Regions from separate parts of the Homo sapiens genome. Here region 1 is linked to region 2. The links are chromatin loops, found by intact Hi-C in ENCODE. Cell type or tissue: dorsolateral prefrontal cortex. All regions are shown on one strand. Each heading gives the region's core, and the rest is flanking DNA. Links, peaks and the distances in the headings are about the cores only. Region 1 has its middle 25 kb from the start of SIAH2. Region 2 overlaps MED12L (mediator complex subunit 12L).

What was found. Hi-C counts contacts between places; a loop is a spot of excess contacts. Peaks named below come from ENCODE experiments on the same cell type or tissue, not always from the same donor. Only the 100,000 strongest peaks of a DNase experiment are listed, where the experiment ranks them.
Region 1: it touches region 2 in a loop (12-fold over the local background); 98 of 110 quality-filtered maps call a loop at or near these places.

Annotation. Positions count from the first base shown.
Region 1 is chr3:150,783,599-150,792,336 of GRCh38, forward strand. No RefSeq gene overlaps it. Among named protein-coding and RNA genes, the nearest start is that of SIAH2, 25 kb to the left of the region's middle. RefSeq lists a silencer at 4,406-4,465. In dorsolateral prefrontal cortex, for the core only: CTCF peaks have their summits at 4,364 (motif pointing right) and 4,567; a DNase peak (open chromatin) is centred at 4,383.
Region 2 is chr3:151,141,404-151,150,141 of GRCh38, forward strand. All of the region lies in intron 5 of MED12L (mediator complex subunit 12L), which reads left to right. Among named protein-coding and RNA genes, the nearest start is that of GPR171, 57 kb to the right of the region's middle. In dorsolateral prefrontal cortex, for the core only: CTCF peaks have their summits at 4,805 (motif pointing left) and 5,012; a DNase peak (open chromatin) is centred at 4,788; H3K27ac peaks cover 739 bases.

The DNA.
Region 1 (8,738 bases), core at 510-8,509, 360 kb before region 2:
TAACAAACACAATAGAAAAGAATCTGATGAATAAAATTATTCTTATTTTTACAGATGGGAAATTTGGGAACCCAGAGGTCAAGATTCTACTGAAAGTTAAATAATTTGTAAGTACCTCAGGCTGGATTTAAGCCCAGGATCCTTAAAGCCTTAGCCCTTTGCCCTCAACACAGTGCCCTCCTTGGCCTGGAATGGATCTAACTAGTGGATGCCTCTGGCAGGTGAATAATTTGTCTATCCTTCAAACCTATGTGTGTTTGAAATTTATTCTGGGTTTATTTGGAGGAAGCATTGAGTTCTGTGTGCAGGAGGGGCAGAGTAGAAGGACCCTATAGTCCCAGACCTTCATAGCCATCTCAGTATAGTTAAAGGCCTTGGGTTAATTGAACTCACACTTCTTGAGAAGGCACTTCACAGGACCACCTCTGGAGTTTGCTGCCTGGCTGGGGGATGGGGAGTGGGTGTTTCCACACCCTGTCAACCTGGTGGCTTATCAATTACAGATGCTTCCTTATTTACAGATAGTCTAAGTTTGAAAGGTAGTTCCTAAGAACATTTGTGTATAAGTCCAACTAGGCATTTGTTAGACAAGCCACTGCCACACCATCTGTGGGATGGTTGTCCTCTCATGTGTAGCTTTGTTTCTGTCTAGGAAAGATTTAGAGTTGAGTAACATTTGTATTCCTTTCAGCCATGTTCATTGACCTCCCTAGGAGGAGTATGAAAAATTATTTTTTTCCCTACCTTATGTTTCCACCAACATTTTAGTGCTTTTGTGGCAGTTTAGCATTATGGATCAGCGTCCTGGGCAGTTGTCCAGTTGAACCATCCCCAAGTCAGCTTTGGCCTTATTGTGCCTCAGTTTCCCATAGGATGTCAGATAGTAGAGCTGACTTGTTTTGTGTACGCAGTTGATTCATTGCTGAAATCCTGTAATGCCTCATGCTGTAAGGACGCATCAAAGCTGTCATAACCATGTTTCTATGAATTACTCATGCTTTGTCACGCTACAGGACTATTCGTATGGAAAATGTTGAGGTGCTATCTTGATTATGTCTGAGAAAGTTTTCTTTTCTCCTCATGGATATTTCCACTACAATGAAATACCCACTTTTTGTGCCTAGCTGTTTTTAGGTCAGTTATGGGAAATGGCAATGGCAAATGCTCTAGGCCTGAAATAAATTAGGCAACAAATAATCAAAATCACAGAAAGGGAAAGCTAGGATAGTTTATTAATACATTCTTAGTGTCTCCCAGGGATCTCTGTTGGTAGAGGGGGACTGAATATCATAGGATGACCAGCCATCCTGTTTTGCCTTGACTGAAGGGTTTCCTGGGATGCCAGACTGTCAGTGCCAAAACCCAGAACATCCTGGGCAAATCAGGAAGTTACTCATCCTACTTTTAAATAAACTTTTAATTGTAGAATAGTTTTTGATTTACAGAAAAAGTGCAAAGATACAATAGAGAGTTTCCATGTACTCCACACCTAGCTTCTCCTATTATTAGTATCTTACATTAGTATGGTACGTTTGTCACAATTAATAAACCAATATTAACACATTATTATTAACTTATGTCCATACTTTATTCAGGTTTTCTTAGTTTTTATGCAATGTCCTTTTTCTGTTCCAGGATTCCATCAAGGATACCACATTATAATTAGTTGTAATGTTTCCTTAGGCTCCTCTTGGCCATGACAGTGTCTTAGACCTTCCTTGTTTTTGATGACCCTGACAGTTTTGAGTAGAACTGGTCAGGTATTTTGCAGAATGTCCCTCAGTTGGAATTTGTCTGATGTTTTTCTCATGATTAGACTGGGGTTATTGGTTTTGGAGAGGAAGACCACAGAGTAAGGTATCACCATGCTTATCATTGCTAATGTTAGCCTTGATCACATGGCTGATTAATGTTTGTTAGGTTTCTCCATTGTAACGTTACTTTTTTTTTTTTTTTTTTTTTTGAGACAGGGTATCAGTCTGTCACTCAGGCTAGAGTCCAGTGGCATGATCTTGACTCACTGCAGCCTTGACTTCCCGGGCTCCAGCAATCCTCCTCTCTCAGCCTCCCGAGTAGCCGGGACCACAGGCATACGCCACCAAGCCTGGCTAATTTTTGTATTTTTGGTAGAGACAAGGTTTCTCTGTGTTGCCCGGGCTGGTCTTAAACTCCTGAGCTCAAGCTATCTACCCACCTCGGCCTCCCAAAGTGTTGGGATTACAGTCGTCAGCCACTGTGCCCCGCCTAATATTACTCTCCCCTTCACTGCCCCCTGCCTTTTTTACACTCTACACTTTGAAAGGAAGTCACTATGTTACAGCCCACACTTAAGGAGTGGGAAGCTGTGCTCTACTTCTCTAACGAGAAGCATCTATGTAATAAATTATTTGGAATTTATTCTGCATGGGAGATTTGTCTATTCTTCCAAATTTATTTATTTATTCAATCATTTATTTATATCAGTATAGGCTCATGAATATTGATTGTCCAATAAAGTTGACCAATACAACTTTTATTTATTACGTTGCAGTTCCCTAATGGCAAATGATGTGGAACATCTTTTCATAAGCAGTAGTTTCCCCCTTATCCACAGTTTCACTTTCTGCAGCCTCAGTTACCCATAGTTGACCAAAGTCTGAAAATATTAAGTGAAAAATTCCAGAAATAAACAATTCATAAGTTTTAAATTGCGTGTTGTCCTGAGTAGTGTGACAAAATCTCATTCTGTCCTGCTCTGTCCCACCCAAGATGTGAATCATCCCTTCGTCCAGTGTCTTCACATCGTATATACCACCCGCCCATTAGTCACTTTGGAGCTATGTTGATTATTAGATAGAAAAAACATAGTATAATAGGGTTCCATACTATCCGTGGCTTCAGATATCCACTGGGGGTCTTGGAACATATGTTCCGTAGTTGAGGTGGGACCACTGTATTTATTTGTCATCTGTATACTTTCTTTGGTGAGGTGTCTGTTCAGATCTTTTGCCCTTTTTAAAAGTAGGGGTCAGCCGGGCGCAGTGGCTCATACCTGTAATCCCAGCACTTTGGGAGGCCGAGGCAGGCAGATCACGAGGTCAAGAGATTGAGACCATCCTGGCCAACATGGTGAAACCCCATCTCTACTAAAACTAGAAAAACTAGTTGGGCGCAGTGGCATGCATCTGTAATCCCAGCTACTCAGGAGGCTGAGGCAGGAGAATTGCTTAAACCTGAGAGGGGGAGGTTGCAGTGAGCCAAGATCATGCCATTGCATTCCAGCCTGGCAACAGACAGAGATTCCATCTCAAAGAAAAAAAGTAGGAGTTACCCTACTTTTGAGAGCAAACTGGACCTGAGACCAGTTTGGGGCATGTGGGAGGGGGACCTGGGAAACCTTGCCAACCCTAGATTCCTTCAACTGTGGCTTCTGAGACTTTCACCTTGGAAGCTCAGTCAACCCAAGTCTGAGTCATTCTGACAAGGGCAGGGTGGGGTTTGCAGGCAAATTCTGGATAGACCAAGATTGTGGCTCATTTAAGATCATTTGTCTCAGTTTCAACTTCTTTTCATACATTACTTAATGCTTCATGAAATAAACTAAAATATTTCACAAATGCATTTTTTCCCTATTGCCTTTGGCCATCATTTAGAACTAATTTTCATGGCATCAGTTTAAGGCACATGAATTTTATAGGACTGTGAATGTCTAGTTTCTAGGCTTTTCTACTTCATGAAGTCTTGAGCAAGGTGGGTTTGGATGAATGTGTAGACACGTGGAGACTTCCTTATCTTGGATGCAATTCTTTACTCCTTTTTTTTTTAAAAAAAAAAATAATAAAAAAGAAAAATTTGAGCAGGACCAGAGGATTTTTACTCATTTTTAAAGATAGGCCTGGCTGGGTGCAGTGGTTCATATCTGTAATCCCAGCACTTTGGGAGGCTGAGTCAGGAGGATTGCTTGAGCCCAGGAGTTCAAGACCAGCCTGGGCAACATAGGGAGACCTCTGTCTGTACAAAAAAGATAAAAAATAAAAAAATTAGCTGTTTGTGGTGGAGGCGCACACCTGTAGTCTCAGCTACTCAGGAGGCAGAGGCAGGAGGATCATTTGAGCCTGGGAGATCGAGGCTGTTACTGATCCAGGAAAAATGTCATGTATTGCTGTCATATGACAAAGATTGCTGTGTTCTTTGGTGTTTAGGCATCTCTGTTAATTTCTCTGCAGTTTACCTTTCTGAAGATCTTCTTAAAGTCAGAGACCCATTTTCTACTGTGGTAATGTACAAACATTAGTTTTTCTAAGGAAATGCTGCTACCTGTCAGCAAATTAGAATTTTGACAAGCTTATCTGGTGCAGCTGCAGGCGGTGCCACCACTAGGGGTCAGGCGACGTCCTGATAAAGGAAGCGCAGTCACGGGGAGGCGTGAGGCGGCGGAGAAGTGCCTGGCCAACTCACATTTTGGGAGAGAAAATGTGCACCATTCCTGGATGGAGCTGAAATGCAGGCATTCTAAGCTTTGGCACTGAGAGCTTTTTGTTTGTTTTGTTTTGTCTTTTGTGATTTGAATGCTAATTCTCTGAAGAGAGCCAGAGATTTTATGTCTGTCATTTTGCCTACAATTTCTCTTGTCTGTAGATTTTCAAATGTCATTTAATTTCTCCCTTACCAGCCCTGTCTGTCCATTCCTAGTGGATTTAGGGTGTAGAAAATTTCTGTATTCTCTCCGTTTTCAATAACGTTTTTATTCAGATGAATTCTGGATAAAATGAAACAGAGTCAAAGAATGGGAGGTCTGGGGAAGAGAGAGGAGGACACCCCTGGTCCTGTGTGGTCTCAGGAGGAGGTGATGGCAGGGATGGGGAATGAGTCTTTCCTCCTACCCAGATCAAAGAGCTCCGGGCACCTTTGAGCCCAGGTATCAATTCCAATTGGGGACAATATCAGGGCTCTCACCTGAGATATTGCTCCTTTATATTCGTATGCACCCAACGCACATTGCTACTCCATCTCTTTTTCTGCTGAGCCCTGATCAGCCTCGGAATGCTTCTCAACCAAGTGCTTCAGGAAGTCACTATTAGCTTTGCCATCATTCCTGGTTTGGCAATGCCTTGGTGTCAAAGACAAGTTTATGTTGAACTTGGCATCCATTACTCCTGCCTCTGTGGTGGTGATCATCGTTTGCAATTTAGACTTCTCCAGAAGTTTTTTGAAGATCTTCCTTAAAATGGGGTTGAGGTGTTATACAACAGCCAAGCTACAGACTGCTTTCAGGTACTGATTGGTTTCTGGCTAAACTGGTATTCCAGATAACAGTTACGGTGATTTTGCTAGAGATTTAGTCCAAAATATGCCTCCATTTTTCTCATAAGAATAGTGTCTGTACAGAGTAAAAACCTAAATTAGCAACTAAAGTTTACTAAGAAATGAGATGAACAACCTTACTAGCATTCAAAATTGCAAATTAAACAACACAAGATACCATTTTTTCCTTATCAAGTGGCAAAAACTAAAAAGATTAATGACATACAGTGCTAATAGAGGGAAAACAGGCCTTCTCATATACTGAAGGTAGGACTGAAAATTATTACTGCTCTTGGGGAGATAGTATAGTAATATTTATTAAAATTTTTAAAAATATTTTTTGCCCCAAATCTCATTTTGAGGAGTATATTTTTCAGATATGAAAGCTGTAGAACATAGAAATACGTAATTGAGATGATTTTTGCACATTTTTTAGTAGCAAAACAAAACAAAATTGAGATACAACTGAACTGTACTTCAATAGGATATATTTTGGTATAAATGTAATTTGGTATATTCATAATTCCAATTTAAATTAGTGTGTAGGAATGAATTAGATCTATATGAATTGTTCTAGAGGATCACCATAGTAAGTTGAATGAAAAAAAAAAAGAAATTGTGGAGTCTTAAACATAGTATGATTCAGTTTTTGTAAGAACAAAAAATTCAAACTCTTTAGGAATATCTGCTTGCATGCGAGCATGGAGAAAGGTATCGAGGGGATACTCACTAGACGTTCCACCCTTGGAGGGTGGAATAAGAGGAAGTAGGGGTGTGTGTGTGTGTGTGTGTGTGTGTGTGCATATGTGTGTGTTATGTGGTGGAAGTATTATGAATTTTTTCTTTAATGCATCTTAAAAAATGCATGTCAATATTTTTAAAATTTTTTAAAAAAGGACAAGGAAACATGGTCCCCAGAAGGTTAAGGCATTTGACCAAAGTCTTAACAACTAGTTAATGTCCCAGCGGGGCTACAATCCAGGTCTGCTGAGCACTGATTCCTTATGTTCATTCTCGGCACTGCTCACTATTGAAAAAAAAGGTAGCTGGCAAAATTCATTACTGCTTCTTCTATTTGATGTTTTCACACTTCCCTTTCCTTTTCTATTGAGTAGCCAAGCTAGGAGAGCAAGAGTTTTTAGTTGTAGCCAGATCCTCTGTGTTCATCCTTAGGCAGACAATTTCCTTTTGACTGGATAAGTTAATTTCCATGACTGAGTTAGCTATTCAATGGCAATCCCCAGAGTTAAAAGGATCGAGGAGGTGACTGAAGAGTTATAAATTTTCTCATTGTCCAGTCAAGATGTTCTCCTTGATCTGATGAATTTTCAGAAGCCAGCATTTTATTTCATTTCCAGTTTGACATAAAAGTTATTGTGTCCTTGGGGTTATAAGAAATACAATATCACCTGTGACCTTCCTTTTATACAGAAAACTCTCCAGAGACCTCAGGGAATTTACGCAGTTTAATTTGGGCTTTGTTCAGCCCTCTTTTAGCTAACATTAGCCTGTAGGACCTTTTCAACAGTTATTATTTAATCCAGGGAGAGACTGTTACCCATCAAATGGAACACATTGCTGAATCCACTTAGTTTTTTTCTTTTTATTCTTGTGGAAATGCTTTTTTCCTGACTTTCTTGACCTCTATCTAGAGTTTGGAAATATATAACTACAAAGTGTGGATCTGAGCCTGAAGGAACTATGAGGTGGTATGGTAGGCAGAATAACACCCGCCCAAAGCTGTCTAAGTCCTAAGTCTCTGAAATTTGTGAATACATTATCTTACTGGCAAAGGAACTTTGCAGATGTGATTTGGTTAAGGGCTTTGAGATAGGGACAGTATTCATTATTGGTGTGAGTTCAATCTAATCACATGGATCTTTAAAAGAAGAAATCCTTTCCCAGTTGTAGTCAGAAGGAGATGTGATTATGAAAGAATGTTCAGAGTTGCAACATTGCCAGCTCTGAAGATGGAGAAAGAGGCCACAAGCTAAGGAATGCAGAGGGCCTTTAGAAGCTGAGAAAGGAAATAAAACAAATCTTTTCCTAGAGCCTCTAGATGGAACACATCTTGATCATAGCACATGTTGCACTTGGAGAGACAGGGGGAGCCAGATGTGCTTCAGTGAGGGGTCTAGCTCTATTTCCCACTCCTCTTTCAGCTTTCCTCTCCTCCACATGGAGCGTCCTCAAGCTGACTTACCCCTATGGTTGCAAGATGATGGGCAGCAGTGACTGGGGCAATAAGTGTTCTTGTTTACATCCACAGGAAGGAAAAGAAAACCTCTCCTCCACCCATGAAATAAGGCATTCCCTGAAGTCTGATTAGGCCAAATTGGATCATACGCCCATCCCTAGACCAGCCCTGGGAATACCAGCTACTGATGGTTTAAGCCTATGTTCCTAAATCAGTTACTATCAGATGGTAGTGATGGGCTGTTCACATGGAGGAGGGGAAAATTGAAAGAAGAGTGGGAAATAGAGCTAGAACCTTCACCACAGCACATCTGGCTCATCCTGCCTCTCTCAAAGACTTATTAGGTAAAATAATGCAGTTCTATATTATTCAAACCAGTTGACTTGGGTTTTTCTATCACTTTCTGCCAAAAATATTCTACTAGCCATGTGCCCTCCACACACAGAGGCAACCCCTTCCCCTGGGGCTGCTTTGTTCTTTCATGGTACCTGCTTGGCTCCTGCAAGCCTTTCCGCTGATGACTTTCTGAACCTGACTGTATCCGATAAGACACTGCTTTCCTCCTGAGAGCCAGCTTCCAGGCCCAGGGCCAGGAGGCACTGCATGCCCTGTGCCTCTCCTCACTCCTACACCCACAGCTGGCATTGCTAATTGATCCTGGCGCTCCTTTTGCTGGGTTCACATGTGACCTCATGATACTCCACATTACACTCCAGGTAGCCACGACTGGTCAATTGGAGCTGGCACAGGTGATGATCCCTATTTGCCATATGAGTGTAACTACACATCATCTTTTTAAATTTTTCCTTTTTTAGTAGTTGCTTTGCCTGGTCAGTTCGTATTGAGATAATGACCAATTACAACTCTCAGGCCTCTCCTGCTCTCTCCATATTTCCCTAAGTCTGAGCTTGGTATAGCCTGTAGATAGCCAGCCAGAGGTGCCAGGACCTTGATGGCTAGTGTTAAAGCTTTAACCTCCACTACTCTGCCATTTCACTTTAAAATATTCTTTAGGGGTAATTTCCTTACTCTTCGCCTCTTAAATACTATATTTTTATGATGTCATTTACATTTTATAAAGGGAATTTAATTCACTAGAATTCCAGATTGAGGGAGTATTGCATCTTGGAGAAAAGTCACCAGAATAGGAGACATGGGACAGGTCCCAGAGGGAAGACAGTCACTTGTAAGGCTGTATGGCTTTTGGAAGGAGTCAGCGCATGAGCAGTATACCTCGGAGAGGGAGGAGTGGGAAAGC
Region 2 (8,738 bases), core at 192-8,191:
TTTATCAAGAGTCTGTGCATTGGGGTAGATGCTGTGAAGATTTTTAACCAAATGGGGGCTGTGCTGTTTGTCTGTAAGGGGATACCATCTTTTTGTGGTTACAAGATACACACCTAAAACGGAGCATAATACATTAGTATCTAATTACCTGTAATCATATAGGAAATAATGGATCGACTGGAAAAATTAGGGAAAGTTTTCTGTAGTAGTAAAATATGAGCTATGCCTTAAAGAAATCTAGCCTTTAAGTAAGAATTGGGATTTTTTACTCTGTTTTTTGGATCTTAAGTAGTTCTTGGTTCTTCAGTTATCTTCCATCTTCCTCTTTGGCAACTTATGAGCAAATGAATTAAGTTTATAGTTCTGTTCCAGATAGTATATTCGCTGCAGTCTTTACTACTGTCATTTCTTCTGGTCTTGTCACTTTGGGTGAATGGTCTAGTCCCACATTTTCTGTTAAGAATCCATTGCTACTCAACAGTTTTTTCTAGTCAGTCCTAGTAAATGTTCACTCCCACTTGAATTAATCAGTCATCTTCTATGATAAAATGTTAATAAGAACCTTGATTTAATTGGTAAATCATGGTTCCCTACCCTCTTTATGGCTATTGGTATATACGTGCATACTTGGAAGATAGTATACTACAAAATAAGCTTGTTCAAAGTCTTGGCAGTTTACAGGCTGGTTTCGTAGCTTCTCATTTGGGCTAGTTTTCTTGAAAATTCTCTGAGGTAGTTGAGTGCCTCCATTTCACAAATGAGGGGACAAAGTTCGTGGAAAGTGGAAGAATGGGAAATTCCATCCTAGACTTCTGTTTCTGGGTCCTGTTTGATTTACAGAATTTGCATGCTGCTCACATCAAATGAAGATCAACTGTGTGAAGCTGAGTGGGGGAATGGTGTTTGCTTAAGGTATGAAGAATGCTTCCAAAAGCTCAATGTTTAATGAGTTTTAATTTGTTGGGCATCTTGCAGATCTGTTGCTTAAAGCATAAACAAGAGAATTTTAAGAAAAGATAGCTTCTTGTATGAGCTAAAATTTCTAATAGGTAATATTACAAAATGTGGTCCAAAACACAAAATGTTCAGAAAGGGATAGTGAAGTCTCCTTTCTAACATACTGTCTTCAGACCCCCTACCTCTATCCCAGACCCCTCCTTACATAGTTTAGAAGCAATAATTCTTACCAGTTTCATGCATATCCTCTGAGATATATTTCATGTATTTTTAAGTGTAGATTTTGTGTATTTTTTAACAGTCCTTTAAAAAATTGGTGCTTGCTCCATACTGTGCATACAGTGGCCTTGTTTTTTAAATGGCTCTAAGCTAACCTTTTAATGACTTATTTATAAAAGCTAGGTTCTTTATTTTTGCAATTTGCACTGGAATGTTAATTCCATGATAAATAGAAAGCTTTTTTTTTTTTTAATTAAAAAGAAGTACATTAGGTTTCAAAGTCATTTTCCAAATGTGTATAAACTTCCAAGTGAAATCCCTGGAATAACATGGCTCTAAAGCCTGATTCAAATCTGTTATTTTGTAGTCAAGGAATTCATAGGGTATGCCGGGTAGAAAACAGTTAAGGGTCAATAAATTATAGTTGGAATGTCTTTGTGAATCTAACACAGCTAAAGCAAATAGCTTTAATTAAATGAACATAACATGCATCATTCTTTAGTCTCCAGAAAAATCACACAGGAGTGAGTTCCGGAGCAGGGAATGAGAGGGAAGCCGGGGTGGATCTGGCTGGTCTGTGTACTGTGTAAGCATTTTTGCTGTGTTTTAGAGCTTTTTGCTCTAGGGTTATTTTACACGGTCATCTGGCAATATGATGTCTGTCGTATTTGTGTTCTAATGAAAGACTCTTAGCTGTCTAAAGCTTGTTCAGAAATAGAAACTTTACAGTAACTGCATTTAGGACCTAAATAGTAAGCACAATGCCACTTTAACTATTGAAACGTTACTCTAACTACAGCTGATCATGGGATTAAATTCCAATGCAAAGTGAAAAAAGAAAATGTAGTTTGTTTATTTTTGCTCCTCAGATGATTGGGCGCTTCCTCCCACTGCCTCTGCAGCAGAAGCTGGGAGAGGAGGTGAGGGTCGTGAAATGTCTGATGTAATAATTTAAATAACTTCTGTGTCTTCAGAGTGGGGCTAGCAGCAAGTATCTTTCACCAGTGCTTGTCCTCCGTTTTTCTTTTGCTCCCATTCCCCTGAATCTTCAGGAGGGTGGGTGCCTTCCCTTTCTTCCCCATGTCTCCTCTTCTCCCTTCTACAGCATTGTCCCCCAAGACCTGGCCAGAGGAGTGCACAGAGGTGTGTTCTCTACACAGAAGCAAAGTGGTGGCCTGTGTGTCTTGCTAGAAGACAAGTCTTACATCTTCCTACAGTCCTCCTGTCCTGGGGCAGTAAAACTCATGACTTGGTGTCACATGTAGAAGGCTGTGGGGATATGTCCTAAGTGGTTAATTAAGTGCACCAATTTAATATTTGTAAAAATGCTGTCCCTGTTATTCCCTATGATACGAATATTTCACCAAAGCCAAGGCTGTTGCTCACTCAGGTATATATAGAAATCTGAAAAGATGACAGAAATTTACCATATGATAATTCCAACATTAATTTCAGACTGCTATCTCATGCCCTGGAGAAGGAGCTGAGCCTGTTGGTGGCACATGTTCAGTGTGTCCCTCTGTTAGAAGGAAGCCCCCGAAACTGTAGCTGTGGGGGAAGCTGGTGGTGTGACTGATGTGTCAAATAAGAAATTCTTGTTCTAAGGGCTAAAATTGGATTCTGTGGTTGCCGCATGCCTTAGCTTGAGATGCATGTACAGGGTTGATAGGGAAAAAGGACAACTGGGGGAAAAAAAAATCCCTAAATGCGACAGTTAGCATGTTTACGTTAAAATGAAAATGAGAATTGGAGACCTGTGAGTGAAAGGGAGAATCCAAGAAAGGTGTCCAGTGTGGTTCTCCTCAGCTATCAGATACAGCCCAGCAACCTCACAGGAAGAAAGATGCAGTCGGGAGTTTCCATGCAACCTTGCAGTACAAGACTTTTGTGCTCTTGTCAGACCCTCCCTTGTCGACCCCTCTCCCCTATTTTTGTATCCTTGTCAGAGGCCTCGGCCCCCTGTTTTCTGACTTGGCCACGCTGGTCTCTTTTCTTCTGAAATCTTAAGCATTGACTACCTGACACACAACTGGGCAAGTATTTAGATATTGCCTTATAATGGCCTTGTCTTTCCTGGGGTACTGCCCCCCTTCCTCAGCTGTGTTATTCACTCCTTAGGCAGAGGGCCCTTCACTCACTGTGGCTGGTCATATCTTCACCTCTTCACCTCTCTCTTCAGTCTTCCTTCCCTTCCCCACCACCTGTCCCAGGAACATCCCAGAGGAACAGTCCTGTCAGTTTCCCTCAGTGACCTATTCACTGCCGCCCCCGACATACCTGCATCATGTAAACCTACCTGCAGCGGTTGTCCTTACCCGTCTTCCTCCAGTCTTGGTTGGAGAGATGCTACTTTCACCTAAGGTTACTTCCTCCTTTTTTGTAGCCTCCTCCCTACCCAGCCTTGTAAACCATGTAAGTTTGCTTTCTTCTGGGCCCTCGCTCTGTGCCAGTCACTGTTTTAGCATGTTGCATCTCATTTAATCCTCAAAATAATTCTGTATAGGCTAAGAACACTTACTAGCCCTGTTTTACAGGCAAGTAACTGAAGCACCCAGGGGCTGACTTGCTCTAAAACTCCAAAGCTGGTAAGTGATTGGAGCCAGGGCAGGAACCAGGCCAGCTAACTCTAGAACCTGTGCCCTTCACCACTCTTAAGCTAGTTAATGCATGTCAGGGGCTTAGAAGAGGGCCAGTGCACAGCGAGTGCACTACCAATATTGTTACTCTGCATGATAAACTGGTCTGTCCCCAGGATTGTGTCTGCTAGGTACTTCTGTAGTCATGAACACATTCTTTAAGGCATTGCATCCCACATATGGTAATGTTCGCTACATTTGCATCTTTCCCCTGACCCTTCTGAGTATCAGACTTGCATATCCACCTGCTCCTTAACATATTTTCCCATGAATATCTCCAGCATTTTAAATCTGGCGTATTCAAAACTAAACTGAAAACTGGGAAACCTGGGTAAGATTGGTGAGTTGCCTCAGTGTCAGTATGCTGGTTGCGATATTGTACTATAGATTTGAAGGAAGTTAACATTTGGCAAAACTAAGTAAAGTGTCCATGGGATCTCTTTCTTACACTTGGATGTGAATCTACAGTTATCTCAAAATAAGAAGTTTCATTAAAACAAGTTAAGGAAATAACAAACTGAACCCAGCCCTGCCACCCCTCCCCAGCTGTTCTCTGTAATTCCACATCTCCGTTGATGGCACCAGGACCACCCATTCGGAAATGTGTTAGCTGCCCTTTCTCTTTCCTTCATCTCCACTTTAGGGTGTTTCCTCTTCTGCCTCACAAAGGTGTCGCACCTGCCTCTTTGTTCCCTGCTGCAGTCACCTCCCTGATGGAGTTGGCAGCCTCCTTTCCAGGGTTTCCCCTACAACTTCCTGAGAAATAGCGTTAATTTACGTATCTGATCTTGCCGTTGCTGTGTTTAAAATGTTTCAGTTACCCATTTGTGATAAAAAACCAAACTCCATAGCTTGCCACTGCCTGGGTCAGAGTCCTCCAGGCTGCTGATTAAAAAAGCAGATTTCTCCACCCGACTCCAGACCTCTGGAGTTGAAATCCCTGGAGTTGGAAATAAACGTGTGCGTTGAACCAGCACCCTCTGGTGACCATTTTGTGCACTAGCGTTTGAGGAACTCTGGCCTCTGGGGACCTTCCTGCGCCTCACTGGTGACTCCCTCTGCCTTCCTGCCATCTGCATTGCCTGAAATGTCACACGCTGCCATTTCTGTGTGTGGAACTCCTTTGTACCTTCCCCAATATGTGGATGAAACGCCTCTTTGCTTCCTTTCCTGGGTCTCAGGGTACAATGGAGCACTTACCTTGTTGCTGTCTACTTTTGTGTCATGTGCACCTCAGGCAGGGCCACTTTCTTCTCTTTGTAGCCTCATATCCCAGTAGAGGGTCGTGGTAGGCATTTAGTGTTTGCTGCTACATATTGATGGGTTTTATTTTATTTGATCTTGAGCTGCCTACTTGATCCCTAAGTAATAGTACTTTGCACGGTGTCATTGCACAATAATTAAAACCAGAGGGAAATGGCTGGTTTAAAATAACATAGTAAAATGAGTCATCCAGACAAAAACAGGCACTCTGTATTTGTCCCCAGTGTTCTACAGGTAATTCTGTTAGAGGAAAACTTTTTAAAAGCAAAAATGTATTTCAGTAATGTATCACGCTGTGTCATTTCCACTGTGTACCAACAGCCCATCCCCACCCCTCCTCCTTTTCTCTCTTTTCCTGCTCTCCAGCCAGAGAACCTGATTTAACTATCTGATCATTCAGCAGAACCCAGCAGTCTGGCCAGTGGTCTGACTCTGCTGGTCTTGTGGCACTGAGGCAGCAGTTTTCATTTGGGCTATTTATCCAGGCAGCCAATCAGTGCACTGACTACTTTTCATTCCCCATGTGAACAGTGGCTGAGTATGGGATTTTGGATTTTCTGTGGCTCATTTTATAGGGTACAACTGATTAACTTTTAAACCCTTTTATTATGGGACATCAAACATGTACAAATATAGAAGTATATAATAACACCCATTTACTCTTCACCCAGCTTTAACCATTGACTCACAGTCACTCTTGTTTCTACCCCTTATCCTCTCTGTCTCCCCCCACCTGTGAAATTATATCATTTCCTAGTGTTTTACTTTTTATCAGTATGGAGTAATCTTTTCTTTTACTTCATGAAGAAATAATCTTTTACTTCATTTTATTGGTAGTTAAGTACTTCAAGAAGACATTTTAAATATTTGAATATTAAAAAACCAGCTTTATTGATATAATTGAAATACTATATAATTCATCCATTTAAAGTCTACGGTCAGTGTTTTTTAGCATGTTCACAGAGCTGTGAAGCTATTAACCACATTTTAGAACATTTTCGCTACCCCTGAAAAACCCCATGCCCATGAGCAGTCACTCCCCATTTGCCTTCAGTAGCCGCAGGCAACCACTAACCTACTTTCTCTGTAGATTTGCCTTTTGTGGACATTTTATATAAATGGAATTATACAACATGTGGTCCTTTGAAACTGGCTTGTTTCAGTTAGTGTATGTTTTCCTGGTACATCCATGTGGTAGCAGGTTTCAGTACTTCATTCTCTCTTAGGGCCGAATGGTGTTCCATTGTATGCATATGCCACATTTTATTTATCTGGGTATCAGCTGACGGATATTGGATTGTTTTCACTTTTTGGTTATAATGAACATCCTGCTATGAACATTTGTTTACAGGTCTTTGTGTGGACATGTGTCATTTCTCTTAGATATACAGGCTAGTTCTCCTGGGTATGTATAACTTACTGGATTATGTGATGACATTATATTTAACCTTTTGTGGAACTATCCTACTGTTTTCCACATATTACATTTATCATTTTATATTCCCGTGGGGAACACCTGAGGATTTCAGTTTCTCTACATTCTTGTCAATACTTGTTATTATCAGTCTTTTTATTATAGCTGTCCTAGCGGTATTTCATTATGGTTTTGATTTGCATTTCTCTATCGGCTAATGGTGTTGACCATCTTAAATGTGCTTATTGGCCATTTGTTTATTATTTTTGGAGAAATGTCTGTTCAGATCCTTTGCCTATTTTTTAACTGGGTTGTCTTTTTATTATTGAGTTTAATAGTTCATCATGTATTCTAGATCCAACTCCTTTATATATGATTTGAAATATTCTCTCCCAATTGGTGTGTTATCTTTTCACCCTGTTAATTGTGTCTTTGATCAAAAAAGTATTTTAACAACAGAAAATGTGAGAAAAATGGTGGAAAATCTTTCAGCCATTCTTACTGAGGGTTGAGTAATGGTATATATAATAGCTGACATGTACTGAAATTTTTGATTTTGCATTTTTTCTCTCATTCAGTCTGCACCAACGTCAGGCTGGTTAAACCCTCTATGTCCTGCAGCTTTGAGAAGCAGGCTGTTCACACTCAGAAGGGGGTATTATTGTAGTCATATAGCCTAAAGAAGGATTTCCAAGGAAATGAATTTCTCCATTGAGGAGTCCATCACCTCTGACTTAAAGTGCTGTGTCAGGTGGATCACCTTAAAGATTTGCTCCTTAGTCTCTGGACTTGGTTGGAGTTTTAAAAAAAACAATCTCTGTTGCATTTCATTTCACATAGTGAGTTCCCACTGGCTTTGATGATGGAAAAGGAAGTAGCTAGGAAAATGAATCTTTACAAAGTTAGTTTTTTCATATATGGTTATATAAAAACCTATACATACACATACATTTACAAGGAAATTTATTGAAAAAGAATGGAAAGTCCAATATTTGCCCGGCCCATTTATAGCCATTGATTAACAGGTGCTTCTATTTAGCTATATTAGAGACAGTGTATTAGAGAAGGAATTTGGCCTTTTCCCTGTTGTCATGTTTGAAACCTTTTAGGTGTGCAGTGGTGAGTTTAAACTACAAAAGAAATAAGTTTGTTTCAAGAAATGAGAGAATCATTGGGAGGGAACTTGATTTGGTAGTTATTTTGGGAGGACCTTATGGTGTATTGATTGAAATCAATACTTAGGTGTTGTCTACGTGTAAGGTGTAGTTTTACGGGGATGGAGGATGGAGGAAATTGTAATATGTCAGAGACGGGAGACAAAGCCCTGCTAGGTGATGAAGTGGTGTTCAGAGACTAGAGGGAACTAAATGTTAGAATACAGGCAAGTAGAGAAGGTACAGACATTCTTCAGAGATATTATGGGTTCCAGACTGCTACAATAAAGTGAATCACATGAATATTTTGGTTTCGTAGTGCATATAAAAGTTATGTTTACACTGTATTGTAGTCCATTAAGTGTGCAATAGCATATGTCAAAAAAAGTAACATCTTAATTAAGGAATACTTCATCCCTAAAAATGCTGACAGTCATCTGAGCCTTCACTGAGTTGTAACCTTTTGGCTAGCAGAAGGTCTTGCCTCAGGGTTGATGGCTGCTGACTGATCTAGGTGGTGGCTGCTGGAGGTTGGGGGTGGATGTAGCAATTTAAGTCTTAAAGTAAGACAGTAATGAAGTTTGCCACATTCATTGACTCTTCATTTTATGAAAGAATTCTATGTAGCATGTGATGCTGTTTGGTAACATTTTACAAAATTGGAGTCAGTCCTCTCAAACTCTGCTACTGTTTCATCAACGAAGTTTATGGAATATTCCAAATCCTTTGTTGTCATTTCAGCAGTGTTCACAACATCTTCACCAGGAGTAGATTCCATCTGAAGAAACCACTTTGTTTGCTCATTTATGAGAGGCAACTCTTCATGCTTAATTTTACTGGGAGGTTGCAGCAATTCAGTCCCATCTTCAGGCTCCCCTTCTAATTCTAGTTCTCTTGCTGTTTCCACATCTGTTGCTGTCTCCTCCACTGAAGTCTTGAACCTCTCAAACTCGTCCATAAAGGTTGGAATCAACTTCTTACAAACTCCTATGGAAGTCAATATTTGACCCCCTGACACATGAATCACAAGTGTTCTTAATGGTATCTAGAATGGTAAATCCTTTCCAGAAGCTTTTCAGTTTACTGTGCCCAGAT